Regions from separate parts of the Homo sapiens genome. Here regions 2 and 3 are each linked to region 1. The links are chromatin loops, found by intact Hi-C in ENCODE. Cell type or tissue: CD14-positive monocyte. All regions are shown on one strand. Region 1 overlaps SNRNP70 (small nuclear ribonucleoprotein U1 subunit 70). Region 2 overlaps LOC107985340 (a long non-coding RNA gene). Region 3 has its middle 59 kb from the start of TRPM4.

The links. Peaks named below come from ENCODE experiments on the same cell type or tissue, not always from the same donor. Only the 100,000 strongest peaks of a DNase experiment are listed, where the experiment ranks them.
Region 2: a loop joins it to region 1, with 4 times the contacts of the local background. A loop is called at or near these places in 19 of 110 quality-filtered maps.
Region 3: a loop joins it to region 1, with 4 times the contacts of the local background. A loop is called at or near these places in 77 of 110 quality-filtered maps.

The regions. Positions count from the first base shown.
Region 1 is chr19:49,094,243-49,102,242 of GRCh38, reverse strand. SNRNP70 (small nuclear ribonucleoprotein U1 subunit 70) reads right to left here. Exons shown (of 10, transcript NM_003089.6): 5 at 3,752-3,816; 6 at 3,539-3,601; 7 at 772-853. Among named protein-coding and RNA genes, the nearest start is that of SNRNP70, 13 kb to the right of the region's middle. RefSeq lists enhancers at 618-1,471, 1,472-2,327. In CD14-positive monocyte, CTCF peaks have their summits at 4,051 and 4,255 (motif pointing left); a DNase peak (open chromatin) is centred at 4,252; H3K27ac peaks cover 680 bases.
Region 2 is chr19:49,221,895-49,229,894 of GRCh38, reverse strand. LOC107985340 (a long non-coding RNA gene) reads right to left here. Exons shown (of 3, transcript XR_001753971.2): 1 at 7,640-8,000. Among named protein-coding and RNA genes, the nearest start is that of TRPM4, 68 kb to the right of the region's middle. RefSeq lists an enhancer at 3,767-3,816. In CD14-positive monocyte, CTCF peaks have their summits at 3,474, 3,674 (motif pointing left) and 4,801; a DNase peak (open chromatin) is centred at 3,694.
Region 3 is chr19:49,212,797-49,220,796 of GRCh38, reverse strand. No RefSeq gene overlaps it. Among named protein-coding and RNA genes, the nearest start is that of TRPM4, 59 kb to the right of the region's middle. In CD14-positive monocyte, no CTCF peak of the experiment used is centred here; no DNase peak of the experiment used is centred here.

The DNA of each region.
Region 1 (8,000 bases):
TGCCTGGCTAAGCTGGGCTGGTGTGCGGTGCTGAGTGATCTTACCCATGATACAAACCCTTATACCAACCATACACTGAGGTGTTGTAAGGGGAGCGTAAGCATCAGCTGCAAGCCAGCTGCGTGGTGGCTGCAGTGACAATAAGAACAGTCAATTAATACGGCGGCCCCTGGACACGCCGCAGCCCTGCCCACCCTCCCCCACCCATCCCTGCCCATGTGGACGCCGCGGCAGCCTCAAAGGGGGCTTTGGAACTGTAGGGGCAGGCGCTCAACATGCCTATCACCCCACTGCCCGCTGAGGAACAGGGTGGGGGGCCAGGGTTGGGGAAGCGGAGGGTCGGGTGGCCCAGCCCCAGTTCTACTGGGGGGGGAAGAGAGGGCAGGTTCAAAGGCCAGTCCTCATTGCAACCTGGCCACCCCCAACTTCAGTGGGGGGAATGGGGGAGGTTCCCCCAAAATCCGACCCCTCCCCCCACCTCCAGCTGGCCCCAGCCCCCCACCCAGTTCCCTCTTTGCCCCTGAGGTTCAACGTGTGACACTTACCTCCCCAGGTTCACACACACACACACGTTGTGGGGGATTTGGTTTTTGTTTTTTAAAAAACACGTATATAAAAAAAAAAAAGATACATCAGAAACAGAGGGAGGAGGAGAAGAGACATCGCTAATGTCAGGTGTGGCAGGGTGGGGGAGGGGACAGACTGGGAGGGGCTGGGGCAGCAGAGAAGTGAGAGCAGGTCAGAGGGCAGGGCTCGGCGGGAGGTACTCACAGTGCATGTCTCGCTCGTGTTCGTACTCGATGAAGGCATAGCCACGGGGCTTTCCTGACCGCTTACTGTAGACCATGTGTATCTGTGGGGCACATGGGGACAGGGGTGAGTCCTGCCACAGGGCGGCTCCGCCCCACCAACCCCACAACAGCCTGCACACCAGGCCCTGGGCCGGATGAGGCCTCAGACCCTCTCTGTCCTTCAAGAGCCCTGAGTGACTTATGTTCTAATGGCAGGAGCAGAGGACACAGAGGCGGCTTCCTGGAGAAAATGACACTTAAGCTAAGACCTAAAGAAAGAAGAGAGATGAAGGAAGACAGTGAGGTGTCAGCCTGTCAGGTGGAATAGCAGTAACTCCAGAGGTCCAAGGGCCCGGGGGCAGGAGGGCAGGAGGCTGGGGATGCGCTTCGGCAGGGCTGGCTCATGTACTGATGACAGAGAGTCCCAGGAGATGAAGCCACAAAGGTGGGCAGGCCCGGGGTCATCAAGCGCCCCAATGCCAGGCCGAGAAGTGTGGTCGCTGAGGAGCTGGGAAGGGTGTTGAGCAAGGAAGGGCCAATGTGGGTGGTCTACGTGGAGTCAGGAGGACACAAATGGAATTAGGGAAACAGGAGGGAGTTGTGAATGCCAATGGGACGGGAATTCTTTTTTTTTTTTTTTTTTTTGGAGACAGAGTCTTGCTCTGTTGCCCAGGCTAGAGTGCAATGGCTCAATCTCAGCTCACTGCAACCTGCACCTCCCGGGTTCAAGCGATTCTCCTGCCTCAGCCTCCCAAGTAGCTGGGATTACAGGCGTGCGCCACCACACCTGGGTAATTTTTTGTATCTTTAGTAGAGATGGGGTTTCACCATGTTGGCCAGGCTGGTCTTGAAATCCTGACCTCATGATCTGCCCTTCTCGGCCTCCCAAAGTGCTGGGATTACGGGCGTGAGCCACTGTGCCTGGCCAAGGACAGGGAAGTTCTAAGGGAAAAAGAAAGGACACGTGCACAGCCAGGGAGGCTTGAGAGAACGTGGCACGATGAGGGATGCGTCCCATCCCGAGGATGGCAGCAAGAGAAGGGAGGAGATGGGGTGGGGTGGAGGTCCATGAGGCCACACAGCTTGGGGAAGAGCCCTGGAAGGCCAGATGGTGGCAGCTGGACCTGTCCTAACATGCTAGGGACCCATGGGATGCTGTCAGCAGAGATGGGGTCAGCTCTGGATGTCAGAAAGACCCCTTGGGGACCATGTCAGGGAGAACAACGGGCAAGGCAGGGCTGTTGAGACAGAGGTGGCCAGAATGAACCAGGGAAGATTTCTGGGAGGTAACAGCATTTGAGCTGGTCCCTAAAGGATGGCTAGTTCGCCATTCACATCACTACCAGTTGGCGACCAACCTGTATCATGGATGAACCTGGGACCCCACAGCCTCCAAAACACAACCAAGATTCCTGACTTGAATGGATCAGAGGGACAAGGGTGGGGCCAAGGTTGTCACTGGGCTGTGCAAGGCAGAACAACGTGTGTGTGTGTGTGTACACATATATACACATGCACATACACACACACACACAGGCACGAGACACCACACTCGGCTAATCTTTTGTATTTTTGTAGAGACGGGGTTTCGCCATGTTGGCCAGGCTGGTCTTGCCTCCTGACCTCAGGTGATCTGCCTGCCTCGCCCTCCCAACATGTGGGATTACAGGCGTGAGCTACCACGCCCAGCCTACAATACTTTTTTTTTTTTTTAAGATGGAGTCCCACTCTGTTGCCCAGGCTGGAGTACAGTGGTGTGATCTCGGCTCACTGCAACCTCCGCCTCCTGGGTTCAAGCAATTCTCCTGCCTCAGCCTCCTCAGTAGCTGGGATTACGGGCGCCCGCTATCATGCCCAGCTAATTTTTGTATTTTTTTTTTTTTTGTACAGACCAGGTTTCACCATGTTGGTCAGACTGGTCTCGAACTCCTGACCTCAGGTTATCCGCCCACCTCGGCCTCCCAAAGTGCTGGGATTACAGGCGTGAGCCACCGTGCCTGGCCCAACAATACTTTTTTTTTCCTTTGTGTGGAGAACGGGGTCTTGCTATATTGCCCAGGCAGGTCTCGAACTCCTGGGTTTAAGCTATCCTCCCGCCTCTGCCTCCTTAAGAGCTGAGATTACAGGTGTGAGCCATTGCACCCGGCCTGACATGTATAAATATTTTTAAAAGACGTATCAGAAACAGAGCAGGGAGAAGAGACATGGCTAACATCAGTTTGTGTGTAGGATGGCCTCAAGCCCTCACTACTGCCCAGTGAAGGCATGCGTCTCCCATGTTAGATAAAGGAAATCAGACACAGAGCACTTCAGTGACTTAAAAGAAGATTGGTAAAACAAAGCCTTCCTCTAAAACGGGACTCAGCATAGGTATTCTGCCAAGACCCAGAGAGTAGATATTTCCAGCTTGGACGGCCGTATACTGTTGCAACAATCCAACCCTGCCTTACAACAGTAGCAGCCAAAGACAATGTGTAAACAAACAGACCTGCCTGGCTGAGCAGCAGGAAAACTTTAAGTCTGTAGTTTGCCAACCCCTGCTCTCAACCAACCACCAGCAGTCATTACTTCTCATTTTACTTCTGCTGCCCAAGGTCTGCTGCATGGAGATACAGTCAGGATGCATAAATCCAGGCCCTGAAATGGTGTGAGCCATGCTCAGGGCTGGGACCTCTCTCCCTCCCTCTCAGGATACAGCCCCTCCTCCATGCACCCCCAATTCAAACACCCTGACCCACTCCACTTACTCTTTTGATAGGTCCGTACACCTCAAACTCTCTCCGGAGCTTGGATTCTGTTGTGTCATAATTCTACAAGGAGATGGATATGACGTTAAATGGGAGAACAGAGCTGTCCCACAGCCCCTGGAACATTCCCCTGTACCTAGCCTATTTGACCTTTGTGCCAGACCCAGGCTCTCAGCAGCGTGGGGTTCCAGGAGCTAGGAGCTGGGGACTTACCACTCTCGCCACGAAGAGAGTCTTGAAGGCATCCCCCTGAGCATTGGGATCATTGTGAGGGTCCCCTGTGCAGGAAGAAAGGAATTTTATAAGTTGAAGGTGTCCATGGTCTCAGGTAGCAAAACAAATACGATGGGCAGAGGCCAAGAAGAAAACGGTGGCATTGGGAGAGGCCCCTAACTGGAGGAACATGGGTGGTGACCTGGCAACCTCAGGGACGCCCCTCTCTGAACCTGTTTCTCTGAGGCACAGTGGGCTTTATCAGAGTGGCTGAGAGATAATCCAGGCTGCTGAGGAGAGGAGGTAAGGCTGACTTCAAGCTGACAGGATGTGGGCAGGCCCAACTGCCATTTCAGACCTACATAAACCCTAAGGGCCCTATCGCTCCCAGATGCAAGGTGATCCAAACAGTAATAGCCCAACTGGGCCTCCCTGGAGATGCAGCTGATGCCCCCAGGTTCTGAGCTCCCTCCTGTAGGCAGGGCCACACTGCCACCTACTGGACACAGACTGCAACTACAGCCCACAGGAAAACCTGAGACCAAGCTGCCCCAAGGCTAAGAATGAGAGCCAGGAAAGCAAACACTAAGTAAGCTCTGCTTTCCTGTCTGTGCCCTGTGTCTCTAAAAAGGAACCCAGGAACTGACTAGCGTCAGATCAGATTCTCACTCCAGCCTCACTACTGTGAGGCAAACTGTTCTACCTGGCTACTAAGGAATAACAATCTCCAAAGAAAAGAGCCAGGAATCTCCTAAGAAACCAATTTCATAGGTGATCCTGCTGGGTCAGGCCTGGGAATAAGTCCTTTTCACCAAATATGGTGGCTCCAGCACATAATGACCCTGACTCCTGCCGGGGCCTTAAGGACACTCTGCCGGTTCTTCCATGGTATAGTGTTTCCCTCGGAAGCCCTGTCACATTCTGGGAGAGCATGAGAAAAGGAATAACATTAACCCATTTATGCCAGAGGTTGCAATTTTTTGAATTGCAGACACGTGTGAAAAATCAGACCCTGGTGATGACCCGAGCAGTAGGATATAAATAACTCCCACATGCTTAGCGTTCCAATAATGGAACATTAGACATATAATTTACTGAACACGTACTATGGCCCAGACACAGTGCTGGACACTGATATTTATTTATTACTATTTTGCAAATGGAAGTAAAACAGAACAAACTCGAGACACAGAAAAAGGGAGGTGTTAAAGTGGCGAAGGGCCAAGGCAGACTTCACCTCTCACCCCGGGCACTTGAACTACCAGGCTCCTTCCCCGAACCCTCGGGTGCTACCTTTTCAGGAAGACAGTGTGGGTGTTGCCAGAAGCTAGAGAAATAAAGTCTCAGATTTTTTTTTTTTTTAAACAGAGTCTTGCTCTGTTGCCCAGGCTTAAAGTGCAATGGCGCAATCTCGTCTCACTGCAACCTCTGCCTCCGAGGTTCAAGCAATTCTCCTGCCTCAGCTTCTCAAGCAGCTGGGATTACAGGCGTGCACCACCACATCCAGCTAATTTTTGTATTGTTAGTAGAGATGGGGTTTCGCCATGTTGGCCAGGCTGGTCTCGAACTCCTGACCTCAGGTGATCCGCCCTCCTCGGCCTCCCAAAGTGCTGGGATTACAGGCATGAACCACCGCGTCCCGCCAGATTTGTTTCTTATGAGAGAATTTAACTACAAGTATAAACTAAGGTCAAGATGACTTTAAGGAATGTACTTTTTTTGAGATGGAGTGTCACTCTTGTTGCCCAAGGTCAGTGCAATGGATGGCGAGATCTCGGCTTACTGCAACCTCCGCCTCCCGGGTTCAAGCGATTCTCCTGCCTCAGCCTCCCAAGTAGCTGGGATTACAAACACACACCACCACACCCAGCTAATCTTTTGTATTTTTAGTAGAGACGGGGTTTCACTATGTTGGCCAGGCTGGTTTCGAACTCCTGACCTCAGGTGATCTGCCTGCCTCGGCCTCCCAAAGTGCTGGCATTACAGGCGTGAGCCACCGCACCTGGCCTAAGAATATTTTAGAAAACAGAAGCCTAAGCCACAATTTAAGGGAATCGCTATCTGGGACAAATGGAAACGTCTGAAAACAACTCCATCTCAGCGTTCTCTCCACCCACTCCTCAAGTTCCTTGCCAGGCTGGGCACAGTGGCTCACACCTGTAATCCCAGCAATTTGGGAGGCTAAGGCGGACGGATCACCTGAGGTCAGGTGTTTGAGACCAGCCTGGCAAACATGGCGAAACCCCGTCTCTACTAAAAATACAAAATTACCAGGGCATGGTGGTGTGCGCCTATAGTCCCAGCTACTCGGGAGGCTGACGCAGGAGAATTGCTTGAATCTGGGAGGTGGAGATTGCAGTGAGCCGAGATCATACCACTGAACTCCAGCCTCGGCAATAAAGCGAAAAAAAAAACAAAAAACAAAAAACGTTCCTTGCCATACCTTATCCCTGAGCGTTGTAATTTTCTATGGCCAGGTCTCTCAATCTGCACTGGCTTTTTTTTTTTTTTTTTTTGCACCAGCTAACTCTCATTCATTCAATAGGTAATTCTTTTTATTCGCCGATGTTTGTGCTCTTGTAAGTAAGTAATTCTTAAGCATCTACTATGTGCCTGGAAATGCTATAGTTGTTGGGGATTTCGCAGTAAACAAGACAAAAAAAGGTGCTGGGCGCAGTGGCTCACAGCTGTAATGCCAGCACTTTGGGAGGCCAAGGCAGGCGGATCACTTGTGACCAAGAGTTCAAGAAGACCAGCCTGATCAACACAGCGAAACCTCATCCCTACTAAAAATACACAAAAAATTAGCTGGGTGTGGTCCAGCTACTCAGGAGACTAAGACAAGAGAATCGCTTGAACCAGGGAGGCGATGAAGGTTGCAGTAAACCGAGATCGTGCCACTACAGTCTATCCTGTGCAACAGAGTGAGACTGTCTCCAAAAAAAAAAAAAAAAAGGTGTCTACCCTCATGGGGTTCATATGCTAATGAAAGAGGTAAATAAGGAGATCCTATGATCACATCAGATGACGACAGAGAATAGAAACGGGTGACTTTACAAGGCAGGTTAGAAAAAGCCTCACAAGATGCTAACATTTAATGAAGAGCTGAAAGCTGTCACAGCAGCAAGGAAACACACCCGGCAACGCCAGACAGCAGGCATTCTAACAGTTACTGTGGAGCATGACAGTGGGACCAATGAATGCTGCAGGGCTGGGGAGTGGACGAAGGCCAAACAACAGCTGAGCTTCCTGAAGGGCAGCCAGAGGGAAACCACCCCAGCACACTGTGTGAGTTCCCTGGAGCACTTGCTTACCCGGGGTGGGGGGGCCACAAATGTGACTAAAGGTAAAAAGCAAATGCAGCAAAGCAATGGTACCCCCAAGTCCTGAAGATAGAGAACAAAAGCTCAAAGAAGGTAGCACAGACCCAATGCCGGGCAGCGCCCCACAGCCAGCGTATGCGTGCAGCGCCCTGACGGCAGCTCTCCCTCAGGACATCACTGGTTGAGGGCTCATCTAAGTAGCAGCCCAGAGCAGAGACTCAACGGAAGTGGGTCGTGGAGTTGGGAATTAGGCTTTGAGGTACTCGAGGTCCCATCTTGGAACTCTCACTCTTTGGAAGCGTGCTTGCCTCAACAAGCCTCCATTTCTTTATCTTAAAAATGGGAGTAGCAACCCCTGCTGCACTTGGAAGCTGTGAGAAAGTCAGTAACACCAAGTACAAGCGCTCAGCAAGGAGGCACCGTCCCCTTGACGGGAGCTGTTCATTGTGACAAGGCACAGCAAGCTTCTATAGCTATGAGTGGAGGCTCTCAAGGGCACAGAAACCCTACTGAACTTGATCCATTCTTTTATTTCTTTTCTATTATGGAGAAGTTCAAGCATTTAATGGAGGCAGAGCAGTATAACGAACTCCCATGAGCCCGCTTCCATTATCAACACGTGGACGGACTTGTTTCATCCCTATCCTCCCACAGCCCACTGCATTTTTTTGAGACGGAGTCTTGCTCTGTCACCCCGGCTGGAGTGCAGTGGCATGACCTCAGCTCACCCCAACCTCTGCCTCCTGAGTTCAAGTGATTCTCCTGCCTCAGCCTCCCAAGTAGTTGCAATTAGAGGCCCCTGCTACCACACCCAGATAATTTTTATATTTTCAGTTGAGACAGGGTTTCACCATATTCACCACTCGAACCTGGATCACTCAAGTAATCCTCCCACCTCAGCCTCCCAGAGTGCTGGGATTACAGGC
Region 2 (8,000 bases), 130 kb before region 1:
CATAAACACAGCATGTTTTCATTGGTTCTCCTTTCTCTCCAAACTCTGTAAGGGCAATGCCAGGGCCCAGGTGGATGCCTGCACGTACAGAGGGTTGTATTACAGGAGAGGAGCACTGAGCTTAGGGAACCCCCTCTTCTTTATAGCAATCAACAAGCAAGCCTCTCTTTGTGAGAGGGGAGGGGTTGCCTCATTGCTCAAGTTTGCCAGCTGCGTAAACAACCCTGAAGAAACAGTGACCAGGGCCTTGCAGCCATGCACACCCCACACAACATGCAGGAAACACAAGACAACTGTGGAGGACAGTCTCCCAACACAGCAATACCCACCCCCAGACCCGCATCATCTTAGCTTCTGGCAAGTTTTCAAATGACTCTGACACCCATCAGCCACTCTGATTCATCTAACTAACAGGCTGGAATAAAATCACTTCAGGCCAGGCATGGTGGCTCACACCTGTAATCCCAGCACTTTGGGAGGCTGAAATCACTTGAGGTCAGGAGTTTGAAACTAGCCTGGCCAACATGGGGCAACTCTTTCTCTACTAAAAATACAAAAAAACAGCCAGGTGTCGTGGTAGGTGCCTGTAATCCCAGCTACTTGGGAGGCTGAGGCAGAAGAATCGCTTAAACCTGGGAGGCAGAGGTTGCAATGAGCCAAGATTGTGCCATTGCACTCCAGCCTGGGCCACAGAGACTCCATCTCAAAAAAAAAAAAAAAAATCACTTCAATTTGTCTCATTCGGCCTTTAATTAAGGCTACTTTTGATGGGACTCCCAACAGCAAGATCAGGCCAACCTTGAGTATTGACCTCAACTCTCAACTATGTCCCCCAGGGTCCTAGACTCAGCCAACTGTGAATAAGTCTCAAGGTGGCTCATGCCTGTAATCCCTGCAGTTTGGGAGGCTGAGACCGGCAGATCATTTAATCTTAGGAGTTCAAGATCAGCCTGGGCAACGTAGTGAAGGCCCATCTCTACAAAAAATACAAAAACAATATTAGCCAGAAGTGGTGGCACACCTGTAATCCTAGCTACTTGGGAGGCTGAGGCGGGAGGATCCCCTGAACCCAGAAGGTTGAGGTTGCAGTGAGCCAAGATCACGCCACTGTACTCCAGCCTAGGTGACAGAGCAAGACCCTGTCTCTAATACAATAAAATTAAAATAAAAAAAAAATAAAAGTCCAGGTGTGGTGGCTCACGTCTGTAATCCCAGTACTTTGGGAGGCCGAGGAGGGGGAATCACCTCAGGTCAGGAGTTCAAGACCAGCCTGATCAACATGGAGAAACCACGTCTCTACTAAAAATACAAAATTAGCCGGGCATGGTGCCACATGCCTGTAATCGCAGCTACTTGGGAGGCTGAGGCAGAAGAATCGCTTGAACCCGGGAGGCAGAGGTTGCAACGAGCTGAGATCATGCCATTACACTCCAGCCTGGGCAACAAGAGTGAAACTCCATCTCAGAAAAAAAAAAAGTAAAAACTGGTCCCAGAGGACCAGTACATCTTATTTTGGACAACCAGGATATAGTCTAAGGCGACTCTATTGTCCATTATAAGCAGAGCAGAGAACTTTAGGCTGATCTGCTAAAATACCAAAAAAAGAAATTTAAAAATAAAAAAACTGATCTGATCTTTGATGTCTTTACAAACAATTACAGGGTGACAACAGATGAGCCTAAAAGCAACCCCCATCCACAATGGGCATGCCACAGCTTACCTCCCCAACCTGAGAAGAGACAGTCATTGGATTTTGTTGTTAAGCTTGGCTGGAATTACCGTTACATTGTCTCAGTTAAGCCACATAAGTAATATCAGCAGGTTGTTTCAACTAACACAGGAGTGAGCCAACTTTTTCTGGAAAGAACCAGGTAATAGTATTTTGGGTTTTGTAGGGCATTTGTTTTCTGTGGCATAGTCATCTTTTTCTTTTTTCTTTTTGAAACAAGATCTTGCTCTGTCACTGAGGCTGGAGAGCTGTGGTACAATAATATCTCACTGCAGCTTCGACCTCCCAGGCTCAAGCGATCCTCCCACCTCAGCCTCCCGAGTAGCTGGGACTACAGGCGTGCACCAGCACACCCAGCTAATTTTTAATTTTTTGTAGAGACAGGCTTTCACCACATAGCCCAGGCTAGTCTTGATCTCCTGGGCTCAAGTGATCCTTCTGCTTCAGCCTCCCCAAGTGCTAGGATTACAGAGGTGAGCCACCACACCTGGCTTTTTTTTTTTTTTTTTTTTTTTAAACAATTCTTGGCTGAGCCGTGGCTCACGCCTGTAATTCCAGCACTTTGGGAGGCTGAAGCAGGTGGATCACTTGAGGTCAGGAGTTCAAGACCAGGACGGCCAACATGGAGAAACCCCGTCTCTACTAAAAATACAAAAATTAGCCGGGCATGGTGGCGGGCACCTTTAATCCCAGCTACTCGGGAAGCTGAGGCAGGAGAATGGCGTGAACCCAGGAGGCGGAGCTTGCAGTGAGCCAAGATCATACCACTGCTCTCCAGCCTGGGCGACAAAGCGAGATTCCATCTCAAAAACAACAACAACAACAACAACAACAACACATTCTTTAAAATATATGAAAAGCTTTGTTAGTTTATAGACCACACAGAAACAGGTCACAGGCCAGATGTATCCCACAGGCTATAGTGTGCCAACTCCTGATCTAGCACCATGTCGGTCCAACAAGGGGATTCTGGTGCCTAAACCAGCATTAGTTTGAATCCCCTACTTGGCCCCCTCAGGACTCAACTGCCATCTGGAGGGCATGACCACCAGGCTGTCCAGCGGAAAGAAAGATGCATCATTCCCAACAATGGTCAGCGGGCAAAATTGTACTTTTTTTTTGAGACGGAGTCTTGCTCTGTCACCCAGGCTGGAGTGCAGTGGTGTGATCTCGGCTCACTGCAAGCTCCGCCTCCCGGGTTCATGCCATTCTCCTGCCTCAGCCTCCTGAGTAGCTGGGACTACAGGCGCCCGCCACCAAGCCCGGCTAATTTTTTGTATTTTTAGTAGAGACGGGGTTTCACCATGTTAGCCAGGATGGTCTCGATCTCCTGACCTCGGGTCTCTGTAACTCCTCCAACACTTCTGTCTCAGGGACTATCCAAGATGCAGCCAAGAAGAGATGAAGCCTCTTCTGGGACTGCCACATTCAGTGACCAAACGGCCTGAGTAAAGTGTGTGCGGCCGGGTGTGGTGGCTCACGCCTGTGATCCCCCCACTTTGGGAGGCCAAGACGGGTGGATCACTTGAGGTCAGGGGTTCGAGACCAGCTGGCCAACATGGTGAAACCTATCTCTACTAAAAATACAAAAATCACCTAGGCATGGTGACGCCTATAATCCCAGCTACTTGGGAGGCTGAGGCAGGAGAATCGCTTGAACCCAGGAGGCAGAGGTTACAGTGAGCCGAGATGGCACCACTGCACTCCAGCCTGAGCAACAGAGCATCTGTCTCAAAAAATAAATAAATAAAGTGTGTGGATCAGGAAGAGGTAGGAAGGGGAAACCAGAAACCTTTTTGAGCTGATTCTTGAGGAAGATGATCCAACAATCAATAATACCAGACACCCGCAGATAGTGAGGAAGTTACAAAGTCCCATTGAATACCTTAAATATCAACCAAACTGCAATCAATGTCTTCCGGAGTTGGTGTTGGGGTTAGGTGGTTGCTGCCCCCTAGTGGACATCTTTAGGTTTAACATAGTGGAATGCGCCCAGCCGTTTAAGGGAACCCGTTTGAATTGAGGGCCCCATTGAGCCAGAGGAATTGCCTCAGGCAGGGGAGTGGAGGAGAGTTTTCTCCAAATGGGGTAGCTGCTGCGGGGTGCGGCGGCTCACACTTGTAATTCCAGCACTTTGGGAGGCCGTGGCAGGAGGATTGCTTGAGCCCAGGAGTTCAAGACCAGCATGGGCAACACAGCGAGACTCTGTCTCTGGAAAAAAAAAAAATTAAAAAATTAACCGGGTATGCTGGCGCATGCCTATAGTCCCAGCTACTCAGGAGGTTGAGGTGGGAGGATCGCTTGAGCCCAGGAGTTCCAGGCTGCAGTGAGCCACGATCATGCCACTGCACTCCAGCCTGGGCAACACAGCAAGACCGTCTCGAAACAGAAAACAGAAGAAACAGGGGTAGCTGTGACTTTTGTATGTAAAACTCAGAAGACCTGAGGACCAGACCAGCTGTGCTCTTAGACGTACCCTTTACCTTTGGCCATTTCCGGTATTGCTAGTGAAGCTGCAGTTAACCTACCCGAGAACAAGGGTGTGAGGCTGGGGAGTCAAAGGCCACCACAAGCCAGGCGTTTGCTTTCAAGGAGAGCTTAATAGTGATTCATAGCGGCCTTCTTTTCTTTTTTTATTATTTATTAGAAGAGAGACAGGGCCGGGCACGGTGGCTCACGCCTGTAATCCCAGCACTTTGTGAGGCAGAGGTGGGTAGATCCCAAGGTCAAGAGATCAAGACCATCCTGACCAACATGGTGAAACCCAGTCTCTACTAACAATACAAAAGTTATCTGGGCATGGTGGCAGGTGCCTGTAATCCCAGCTACTGGGGAGGCTGAGGCAGGAGAATCGCTTGAACCCCAGAGGTGGAGGTTGCAGTGAACCGAGATCGTACCACTGCACTCCAGCCTGGTCACAGAGCAAGACTCTGTCTCAAAATAAATAAATAAAATTTTAATTTAAAAAAAACAGAGATGGGTTTTCACTATGTCGCCCAGGCTGGTCTTGAACTCCTGGACTCAAGCAATCCACCCACCTCTTGGTGTGAGCCACCGCACCCAGCCCAGCTGCCCTTTCTTTTTAAAAGGAGTGTACTTGGTGGCCGTGTCAGGCAGGTGGCACTGTGGCACTGGGAAACGGCTTCCCGGAGCACTCCAGCAGCCATTTAGTCATTACAGTTGTGTTTCCTTTTCTACTGGGATCCCACATTGTTTCTGGTAGAGGTGAAGAGGGCGGCATATGCCACAGCCTCCGACTGGTAGAATCCTCTGATAACAAGGCATGTGTAGTTTTTTCGAGCATGTAAAGCATCAGTACCAATTACACCCGCTCAGTCGTGGAAACCACACAGCGGGACATTGAATTGGCTCTAGGTGCCACACCCAACGAGATCTCTTCAGCTTCCCTTCCCACTGGGAGCCTGACTGGTTGAATTCAGGTACTTGGACCAAGAAGTCTGTGGGTCAGGGACTACAGCCTCAGCCCTGGAGCAACTTGGGGCTGGGGGGCATCCCAGGGGGACAGCAAAGGCAGGGGAAAAAAACTCATTGTTGGTCGGGCGCGGTGGCTCACACCTGTAGTTCCAGCACTTTGGGAGGCCGAGGCGGGCGGATCACTTGAGGTCAGGAGTTCAAGACCTGACTGACCAACATGGAGAAACTCCGTCTCTACCAAAAATACAAAATTAGCCAGGTGTGGTGGTGCACACCTGTAGTCCCAGCTACTCAGGAGGCTGAGGCAGGAGAATTGCTTGAACCTGGGAGGCGGAGCTTGCAGTGAGCAGAGATCGCGTCATTGCACTCCAGTCTGGGCAACAAGAGTGAAACTCCATCTCAAAAAAAAAAAAAAAAAAAAAAAAAGGGCCGGGCATGGTGGCTCACACTTGTAATCCCAGCACTTTGGGAGGCAGAGGCGGGTGGATCATGAGATCAGGAGATCGAGACCATCCTGGCTAACACGGTGAAACCTCGTCTCTATAAAAAATACAAAAAATTAGCCAGGCATGGTGGCGGGCACCTGTAGTCCCAGTTACTGGGGAGGCTGAGGCAGGAGAATGGCATGAACCCAGGAAGCAGAGCTTGCCGTGAGCCAAGATCATGCCACTGCACTCCAGCTTGGGCGACAGAGCAAGACTCCATCTCAAAAAACAAACAACAAAAAAACTTCATTATTGACCTCTCTATCGGCTCACTTGGCTCCTCCCTCCAGGATCAGTGCCAGAGCTGCAACCCAGGTACCTCCCAGGACCCAGCAAGTTCTTAGGCACAGAGGCCCCTCTCTTTCTGCTCTTCCACAGATGGCCAGGCTCAGCCCTCCCAGTCCTCAGCATCTTTGACCAGCCCTGCACCCAGCTGTGGACTGGATCCAAATTGGACCGTGGTGGGGCCAGAAACACTCGCAGGGTGGGATCTTCACTAATGTTTTCAGCCCACTGAAGGCTCAATATCAAATAGCAAGGCAGGGCATAGCGGCTCATGCCTGTAATCTCAGGGCTTTCGGAGGCCGAGGTGATTGCATCACTTGTGCTCAGGAGCTCACGACCAGCCTGGGAAACATAGCGAGACCTCATCTCTACAAAAAAATTTTAAATTAGCTGGGTGTAGTGGTGCATACGTGTGGTCCCAGCTACTCGGGAGGCTGAGTGGGGAGGACCCCTTGGCCCTGGGAGTTTGAGGCTACAGTGAGCCATGTTTGCGCCACTGTACTTCAGCCTGGGTGACAGAGCAAGACCCTGTCTCAAAACAAAGAAACAAATAACAAGGTCCTTGTTGCTGATACCACTTCGGTTTCAGAGACCCTTTGACCCAGCGGCCACAGCCATGCTGCCTCTTGGTTGGGTCCCTGGGGCTTGTTGTCTCATTTTCATGATCCCATTTCTTCCTCCACCTGCCTGGAGAAGGGTAAGAACCCAGGTGCAGCCAGGCACCATTTGCCCACTGTTTTGCCCACTGATTTTGATCCTATCTGTAGCCACTGAGCCTCATTAACAAGTAGGACAGGCTGGGTGCGGTGGCTCATGCTTGCAATCCCAGCACTTTGGGAGGCCGAAGCAGGTGGATCACCTGAGGTCGGGAGTTCGAGACCAGCCTGACCAACATGGAGAAACCCCGTCTCTACTAAAAATACAAAATTAGCCGGGCGTGGCGGTGCCTGCCTGTAATCCCAGCTACTCGGGAGGCTGAGGCAGGAGAATTGCTTGAACCCAGGAGGCGGAGGTTGCAGTGAGCCGAGGTTGCACCACTGCACTCCAGCCTGGGCAACAACAGTGAAACTCCATCTAAAAAAAAAAAAAAAAAAAATACAAGTAGGACAGTGAAGACCTCTATTCCTGGCCATCCTCCTCTACTTGGATGAGAGAATTCCCTACTGGATCCCAGGGATTCTTCTCATATTTTTGAACCAGGCCCATGGAGGCCCTGTCCTTCCAATTCCAGAAAGCCACGCCTCTGTCAACATCCCATCCTTTTCCACACTACCAGGTCCGGACTTTCATTTTGTCCTACTTACAAGCCAGCCTGGGCTGGGTGCAGTGGCTCATGCCTGTAATCCCAGCACCTTGGGAGGCTGAAGCAGGAGGATCCCTTGAGCCCAGGAGATCGAGACCACTCTGGGCAATGTAGCCAGACCGTCTCTACAAAATGTAAAAAATTAGTTGGGCATAGTGGCATGCACCTGTAGTCCCAGCTACTCGGGAGGCTGAGGTGGGAGGATCACTTGAGCCCAGGTTGGAGTGCACCATTGCACTCCAGCCTGGGTGACAGAGTGAGACCCTGTCCCTAATTCAATGAATCAATCAATAAAATAAAAAATAAAAATAAAAATAAAACAAGCTAGCCCATTACTGTTTCACAAATGTTGCCAGAAGACACAAGACTCCTGGGCCAGAGACAAGGGACTTTATTACTCACCAGCCAGCAGGGAGCATGAGCATCAATGCCTTGGTATTCATTCTCCTGGACTCCAAGGTCCCACGGGGGCTGGTGCAGATGTCTGTAATCCCGTGGGTTCTGAAGAAGATAAAGAGCTCCTGGGTGGAGCTTGATTTTAAAAAGCTCTTGCTAAAGAGGCTCCCACTCAAATGCGGCCATCTGTCTGGTCACTTGCTGCAGCCACGTTAGTGAAATTTCCACACGTGAGATGTGGCGTCCTCAAGATCCCAAAAGGCTTATCAGTTGCAACACCTTTGTAGTTGGAGGTGGCAGGACCAACAGTTTGTCTTTTTTAAGCTATGAAATGTCCCTTTAAGCTGCGGCCCAGCTAGTCCTCATG
Region 3 (8,000 bases), 120 kb before region 1:
AATGGTCCAGCCACTGTGTAAAACAGTTTGGCAGTTCCTCAAAAAGTTAAGCACAGAATTAGCATATATATGACCCAGTCATTCCACCCCTAGGTACCTACCCAAAAGAACTGAAGACAGGTCTTCAAACAAAAACTTGTACACATTACCTGATCCTTTTTTTTGGGGGGGTGGGGCGGGGAGACCGAGTCTTGCTCTGTCACCTAGGCTGGAGTGCAATGGTGCAATCATAGTTCACTGTAGCCTCAAACTCGCAGGCTCAAATGATCCTCCCACCTCAGCCTCCCGTGTAGCTGGGATTACAGGTGCACACACCACCCCACCTAGCTAATTTTAAAAAATTTTTTGTAGGCATAAAGTCCCACTATGTTGCCCAAGCCTGGTCTCGAACTCCTGGCCTCAAGTGATCCTCCCACCTCAGCCTCCCAAAGTGCTGGGATTACAGGTGTAAGCCACCGTGCCCAGCCAATACTTTGTGCTAAAAACAAACAAACAAACAAACAAACAAACACAACTTGCTGGTCATGGTGGCTCACGCCTGTAATCCTAGCACTTTGGGAGGCCGAGGTGGGTTGATCATTTGGGGTCAGGAGTTCGAGACCAGCTTGACCAACATGGTGAAACCCCATCTCTACTAAAAATACAACAAATTAGCTGGGTGTGGTGGTGTACACCTGTAATATTGGCTACTCAGGATGCTGAGGCAGGAGAATTGCTTGAATCTGGGAGGTGAAGGTTGCAGTGAGCCGAGATCACACCACTAACTCCAGCCTGGGTGACAGAGAGAGACTCTGTCTCAAAAAAAACACAAAAAATCATAAGCACTGATAATAGCAGGTCCTGGTAAGGATCAGGGCCACTAGAACGCTCTCATGCATTGCTGGTGGAAATTCAAAATTCAAACGGTGCAACTACTTAGGAAAAGATTTTGGCAATTTCTTATAAAGTCATACATACACTTCCTATACCATCCAGCCATCCCAATCCTAGATATTCAAGAGAAGCAAAAGCGTGTGTCCAATGCCCACAGTTTTTCCAAACTTAATCTGGTTGTGTGTATCAGCCCCTTGGCTTGCCTACGTCTTTGTTCTAAAAAGGCAAATCCGGCCGGGTGCAGTGGCTCACACCTGTAATCCCAGCACTTTGTGAGGCCAAGGCAGGTGGATCATGAGGTCAGAAGATCGAGACCATCCTGGCTAACACAGTGAAACCCCGTCTCTACTAAAAATACAAACAAACAAACAAAAACAAACAAAAATTAGCCAGGAGTAGTGGCGCGTGCCTATAGTCCCAGCTACTTGGGGGGCTGAGGCAGGAGAATCGCTTGAACCCGGGAGGTGGAATTTGCTGTGAGCCGAGATTGCACCACTGCACTCCAGCCTGGGTGACAAAGTGAGACTCCGTCTCAAAAAAATACAATAAAAATAAAAAATAAATAAAAAGGCAAATCCATCCCAGTTTTGGCCGCAGCCCATTTGCTTGGTTGCAGCTTTGAGCCAACCTTACAGCTCCGTTCCCTCTAGTTACACTCGTCGTCCTTTTGATATTACCAGTTCCTTGGCCTCCGTCTTTTTCTTTTCTGAAACAGGGTCTCCCTCTGTCACCCAGGCTGGAGTACAGTGGCGTGATGACGGCTCACCATAGCCTCGACCTCCCAGGCTCAAGTGATCTTCCCACCTCAGCCTCCTGAGTAGCTGGGACCACAGGCGCCCACCACCACACTCGGTTAATTTTGTAATTTGCATCTGCACTCTTTAGCCCTCATCCCAGCCTCCTGCCTCCTTTCCTCTGAAAACCTGCAGCCCCGCTACCTAGAGATTTCTTTTTGTATACAATGAACCATGTTTTTCAAATGACTTGCTTGTCTGGGGGCCTCTGGTGTCTTACACATTCTGTTTACAGTCATCTGTCTTTCCCTGCACCTGAGACCTGGAACAGACAGCATCTTAGGGGGCCTCACCAGGTCCCGGGTGAGGGGACACCACAGCCATCCCCACCCCGTCAGCAGCCTCTCCAGAGTACACTGCACTAGCTGACCACAGCTCTGCTGCCCACCCTGGCTTCATGGACATCCAGTTTACTCACTGGCCTTACATGTGACCTGCCACCACCATTAGGAGGGAATGTCTTCCACCTCCATAGTGGGCCAAACTCCATGTTGCTTGCAAACACAGCACCAGGCTGGGTGTGGTGGCTCACAGGCTCACATCTGTAATCCCACCACTTTCGGAGGCTGAGGCAGGCGGATCACTTGAGGCCAGGAGTTCGAGACCAGCCTGGCCAACATGGTGAAACCCTGTGTCTACTAAAAATACAAAAATTAGCCAGGCGTGATGGCAGGCGCCTGTAGTCCCAGCTACTCGGGAGACTGAGGCTGGAGAATGGCTTGAACTGGGGAGGCAGAGGTTGCAGTGAGCCAAGATTGTGCCACTGCACCCCAGCCTGGGTGATAGACCAAGACTCAGTCTCAGAAAAAAAAAATACATATATATATATATACATACATACATACATACATATGTGTGTATATACATATGTATGTATGTATATACACATATACAAATATATATGTATATACACATATATACGAATATATGTGTATATACACATATATACGAATATATGTGTATATATACATATATATATGTATATACCTATACACACACACACACACACACACACATATATATGTACAAAAATTAGCCGGGCATGGTGGCGGGCACTTGTAATCCCAGCTACTCAGGAGGCTGAGGCAGGAGAATCCCTTGAACTGGGGAGGTGGAGGTTGCAGTGAGCCAAGATCGCGCCACTGCACTCCAGCCTGGGCAACAGAACAAGACTTCGTCTAAAAACAAACAAACAAAAAGAACACGGCAGCAGGACAGATGGAGAATTTTCCTCTGTGGTCACCAACTGTCACACACACCACTAGGCCTGTGTGATAGAGACAGGAATAGATTCACTGAGGGAAGACGCACAGGTAGAGGAGGGAGCATCCCTCCAGCCCGTGACTCCGGCTAAACATGAACGGTCTGCCTGCACCGTGGCCAGCAGCATCCCAGTAAAGAAGGACTGTGTTTTTGTATTTATAGAATCGGGGAAGAGGAGAAACAGCTATGTGGCGATGACAGCTTCCTGGTCAGAAAAAATGTTCTGGCTAGAAAAGGGCAGCCTCTGGGGCTCAGCAGCTGGTATCAGCCTGTTCTTCTGTATCTGTGGCGTCAGCGCAGGCTTGCTGAGCCAATCCTGCTATGTTACCAAAGAGAGGATCAGATGAACCTCAGGGCTCTTGAGATTGGTTGCTCAGGGTTGCTGCCCAGCTCAGAAGTGGGCATTGCTGAGCTGGGGCTCAGATTTCTGGGAAGGGAGACTGCCAGGCTAGTGCTGGTTCCTCTGAGGGCTGCAATGTGGCTGACTCTGAGAATCCTAGTATATCATGCTGAGCCATCTAAAAACCAGCCCAAAGTTGTGTCCTCCCCAGTTCAATTAATCACGAGGAGCTGCCTGGTGCGGTGGCTCACACCTGTAATCCCAGCATTTTGGGAAGCCGAGGAGGACAGATCACCTGAGGTCTGGAGTTTGAGACCAGCCTGGTCAACATGGGGAAACCCCGTCTCTACTAAAAGTACAAAAATTAACTGGGCGTGATGGTGCACACCTGTAGTCCCAGCTACTCGGGAGGCTGAGGCAGGAGAATCACTTGAACCTGGGAGGCAGAGGTGGTGAGCCAGGATCGCACCACTGCACTCCAGCCTGAGCAACAGAGCAAGACTCCATCTCAAAAAAAAAGAAAGAAAGAAAAGAAAAAAAGTCATGAGGAGCTGTCCATGAAGCCATGGGTATAAATGGAGAGAAGACAAAACAGTGGGTATAGATGGCAGAACGGTCTGTGCTGTCCACTCAAGCAATTTGCTTGTGTCATTGCTTATGCCAACACCTTAGTTCTTTTTTTTTTTTTTTTTTTTTTGAGATGGAGTTTCGCTCTTGTTGCCCAGGCTGGAGTGCAATGGTGCAATCTCAGCTCACCGCAACCTCTGCCTCCCAGGTTCAAGCAATTCTCCTGCCTCAGCCTCCGGAGTAGCTGAGATTACAGGCATGCGCCACCATGCCTGTCTAATTTTGTATTTTTAGTAGACATGGGGGTTTCTCCATGTTGGCCAGGCTGGTCTCGAACTCCTGACCTCAGGTGATCCACCTGTCTCGGCCTCCCAAAGTGCTGGGATTACAGGAGTGAGCCATGGCGCCCGGCCAACACTTTATTTCTTATTTCCACCTGATGCACTGCCATTGCCTGTGCTCAATCTTCTGGATTTGTGGGTCGGATTACACCGAGTTCCTGATGGTCAGCTCAGGTTTTATCATTGCTCGGTGCTCCATGGCCAGGTATCTATCTCTAACCGAGACAAGGAATTGTTTCTTCACAGAGATGAGTTGTGTGCAGAAGATGGCATGGCTTTGTGCCAAAACCCTACGAGTTTATGCCGGAAAATGCTCCTATTGGCACTTTCTGGAGGTCATACAGCATCTCGATTTGCCACATTCTTTTCTGAGTATCATGTGAGCTGCTGAGTCACAAGACTGAGCTTAAGCTCAGCATCAGCCGGATGCAGAGCCTTCTCACGCACTTGGACGACACTCCGAGTTGGCATTTTTGTAGGTTACTCACTAAATGGGTTGGAAAATACCTCAAATGTGGTGTATTTTTCTTTTTTCTTTTATTTTTTTATTTTAAAACTTTATTAGCCTGGCCAACATGGTGAAACCCTGTCTCTACTAAAAATACAAAAATTTGTCAGACGTGGTGGCGCACACCTGTTATCCCAGCTACTCAGGAGGCTGAGGCAGGAGAATCGCTTGAACTCGGGAGGTGGAGGTTGCATTAAGCTGAAATCGCGCCACTGCACTCCAGCCTGGGTGACAGAGCGAGATTCCGTCTCAAAAATAAAAAATTATTAAAGACCAATTTTTTGGTTTGTTTTGAGATGGAGTCTCGCTCTGTTGCGGAGGCTGGAGTGCAGCATGATCTCGGCTCACTGCAACCTCCGCCTCCCAGGTTCAAGTGATCCTCCTTCCTCAGCCCCCCTAGTAGCTGGGATTACAGGCACACACCACCATGCCCGGTTAATTTTTGCATTTTTAGTAGAGACAGGGTTTCGCCATGTTGGCCAGTCTGGTCTCGAACTCCTGACCTCAGGTGATCCACCTGCCTCGGCCTCCCAAAGTGCTGGGATTACAGGCATGAGCCACCGCACTGGCCTAAATTTTTTTAAAAAAAAATTTGATGGGCATGGTGGCGTGCACCTGTGATCCCAGCTACTCAGGAGGCCGAGGCAGGAGGATCACTTGAGCCAGGCCACAGTGAGCTGTGATCACACCACTGCACTCGAACTTGGGCAAGAGAGTGAGACTGCATCTCAAAAATGAATAAATAGGCCGGGCCAGTGTCTGCTAATCCCTAAAAGGTCTGAGTATTTTCCTTTCCCCAATACACAGTTACTGCATAAACGGAGACAAGTCCTATTTGAATGGAAGATGCAAAATATAAGCTTGCAGCAGTTATTTTAGGGTAATTCCTCAAGAGTACCAGCCTCCTCTTCAATTAAGGAATTTTTGGTCTCCAAATCGCTTTACATGTGGAATTCGTGCAAATTCTCCATCTTGATGACTCACGTCAGATTTCTACACACACGACCTGGAGTTTTCCTGTTATATAGATACTTCAACAGAGATGAATTAATACACGGGTCTCAGATAAATTAAACAGGTCTCAGGAAACCGTGAAAGGAATGAGAAGAAACAGCGCAGAAATAGTAACTGCACCGTATAAAAATAGTAACTGCAGGCTACACCTGTCACTCCAGGACTGAGAATACAGCTATCAGAACCTAAAATGTTGAGGCAGCAGCCCTGCAGAACTGAAACCCAGACTAGAGCCAGGGGCTACCAGGGTGGCGCTGGTGTGACAGAAGGCTGACAATGATGCTGGTTATGGCATCCGGCGTGGTGGCTCATGCCTGTAATCACAGCACTTTGGGAGGCCGAGGTTGGAGGATCCCTTGATCCCATGAGTTTGAGACCCACCTGGGCAACATGGCGAGACCCCCATCTCTACGAAACAATTTGAAAACAAAAAATTAGCTGGGTGTGGTGGCGTGCACCTGTGGTCCCAGCTATTCTGAAGGCTGAGGCGGGAGTATGGCTTGAGCCTGGGAGGTCAAGGCTACAGTGAGCCTCGACCACTGCACTCCAGCCTGGGCGACAGAAATAGAAAAAGAAACAGGTTAGGGAGGTGCCAAAAAAATAAAACTTGAAACCTGGAAGAGGGCCGGGCGTGGTGGCTCACACCTGTAATCCCAGCACTTTGAGAGGCCAAGGTGGCTGGATCACCTGAAGTCAGGAGTTCGAGACCAGTCTGACCAACATGGTGAAATCCTGTCTCCACTAAAAATACAAAAATTAGCTGGGCGTGGTGGCGGATGCCTGTAATCCCAGCTACTCAGGAGGCTGAGGCAGGAGAATTGCTTGAACCCAGGAGGCAGAGGTTGCAGTGAGCTGAGATCGCGCCATTGCACTCCAGCCTGGGCGACAGAGCAAGACTCCGTCTTAACAACAACAACAACAACAAAAAACAAACAAACAAACAAAAAACCTGGAAGCAACTGCTGCTGTCAGAGGGAGCGTTGTTCTGGGGCGACGCTTGCTCGGATGCCTGAAGCAAATAGGTGGAGCAAATCCCTGCTTCCTCCTCCAATGGCCGGTCTCCGTCTAGCGCCCTCTTTAGGCCGGGGCTTATAGCAACCCAGCTGGGAAAGCAAAAACGTGGCTTGCAGAGGCTCCGCCCCAACATCACAGAGCGGAGGCAAGGGTGGATTTGCAGCTGAGAGACAAAAGCTCAAACTTGCACATGGACTGAGTGAGTTCCTGTGACTTCACGGCAGTTGACATTTCCAAATATAAAATCGTGCATTACAGATGCTCTCTGGATTGCCCAGATTTCTGTTCCAACGCAGCCACTTTCCATTTTTATTTTTTATTATTCTTTTGAAACAGAGTCTTGCTCTGTCACCCAGGCTGGAGTGCAGTGGCACAATTTCGGTTCACTGCAATCTCCGCCTCCTGGGTTCAAGTGATTCTCCTGCCTCAGCCTCCCGAGTAGCTGGGACTACAGGTGTCCGCTACCACACCCGGCTAATTTTTGTATTTTTAGTAGTGATGGGGTTTTGCTATATTGGCCAGGCTGGTCTCGAACTCCTGGCCTCAAGTGATCCACTTGCTTGGCTTCCCAAAGTGCTGTTTTACAGGCATGAGCCACCACGCCCAACCCCCAACTCAGCTACTTTCTATGTGTGACTTTATTTGAGCTACTTTTCTGTGTCTCACTTTTCTCATCTGCAAAATGGAGACAATAATAGAACCTACCTTGTATGGTTATCATAGGGTTCACTGATGTAGCGCACGTGAAGCACTTAAAACAATGCTGGACACACATATATAGAAAGTACTGGAGGCCGGGTACGGTGGCTCACGCCTGTAATCCCAGCACTCTGAGAGGCCGAGGTGAGTGGATCACTTGACCCCAGGAGTTTGAGACCAGCCAGGGCAATATGGTGAGACCCCATCTCTACCAAAAATCCAAAAAATTAGCCGGGCATGGTGGTGTGAGCCTGTAGAACCAGCTACTCAGGAGGCTGAGTGGGAGAATTGCTTGAGCCCAGGAGGTGGAGGTTGCAGTGAGCTGTGATTGAGTCACTGCATTTCTGCCTGGGTGACAGAGTGAGACCTTATTGAAAGAAAAGAAGAAAAAGTGGCCGGGTGTGGTGGCTCACACCTGTAATTCCAGCACTTTGGAAGGCCGAGGCAGGCAGATCACCTGAGATGAGGAGTTTGGGACCAGCCTGGCCAACATGGTGAAACCCCGTCTCTACCAAAAATACAAAAATTAGCCGGGCATGGTGGCGGGCACCTGTAATCCTAGCTACTCCAGAGGCTGAGGTAGGAGA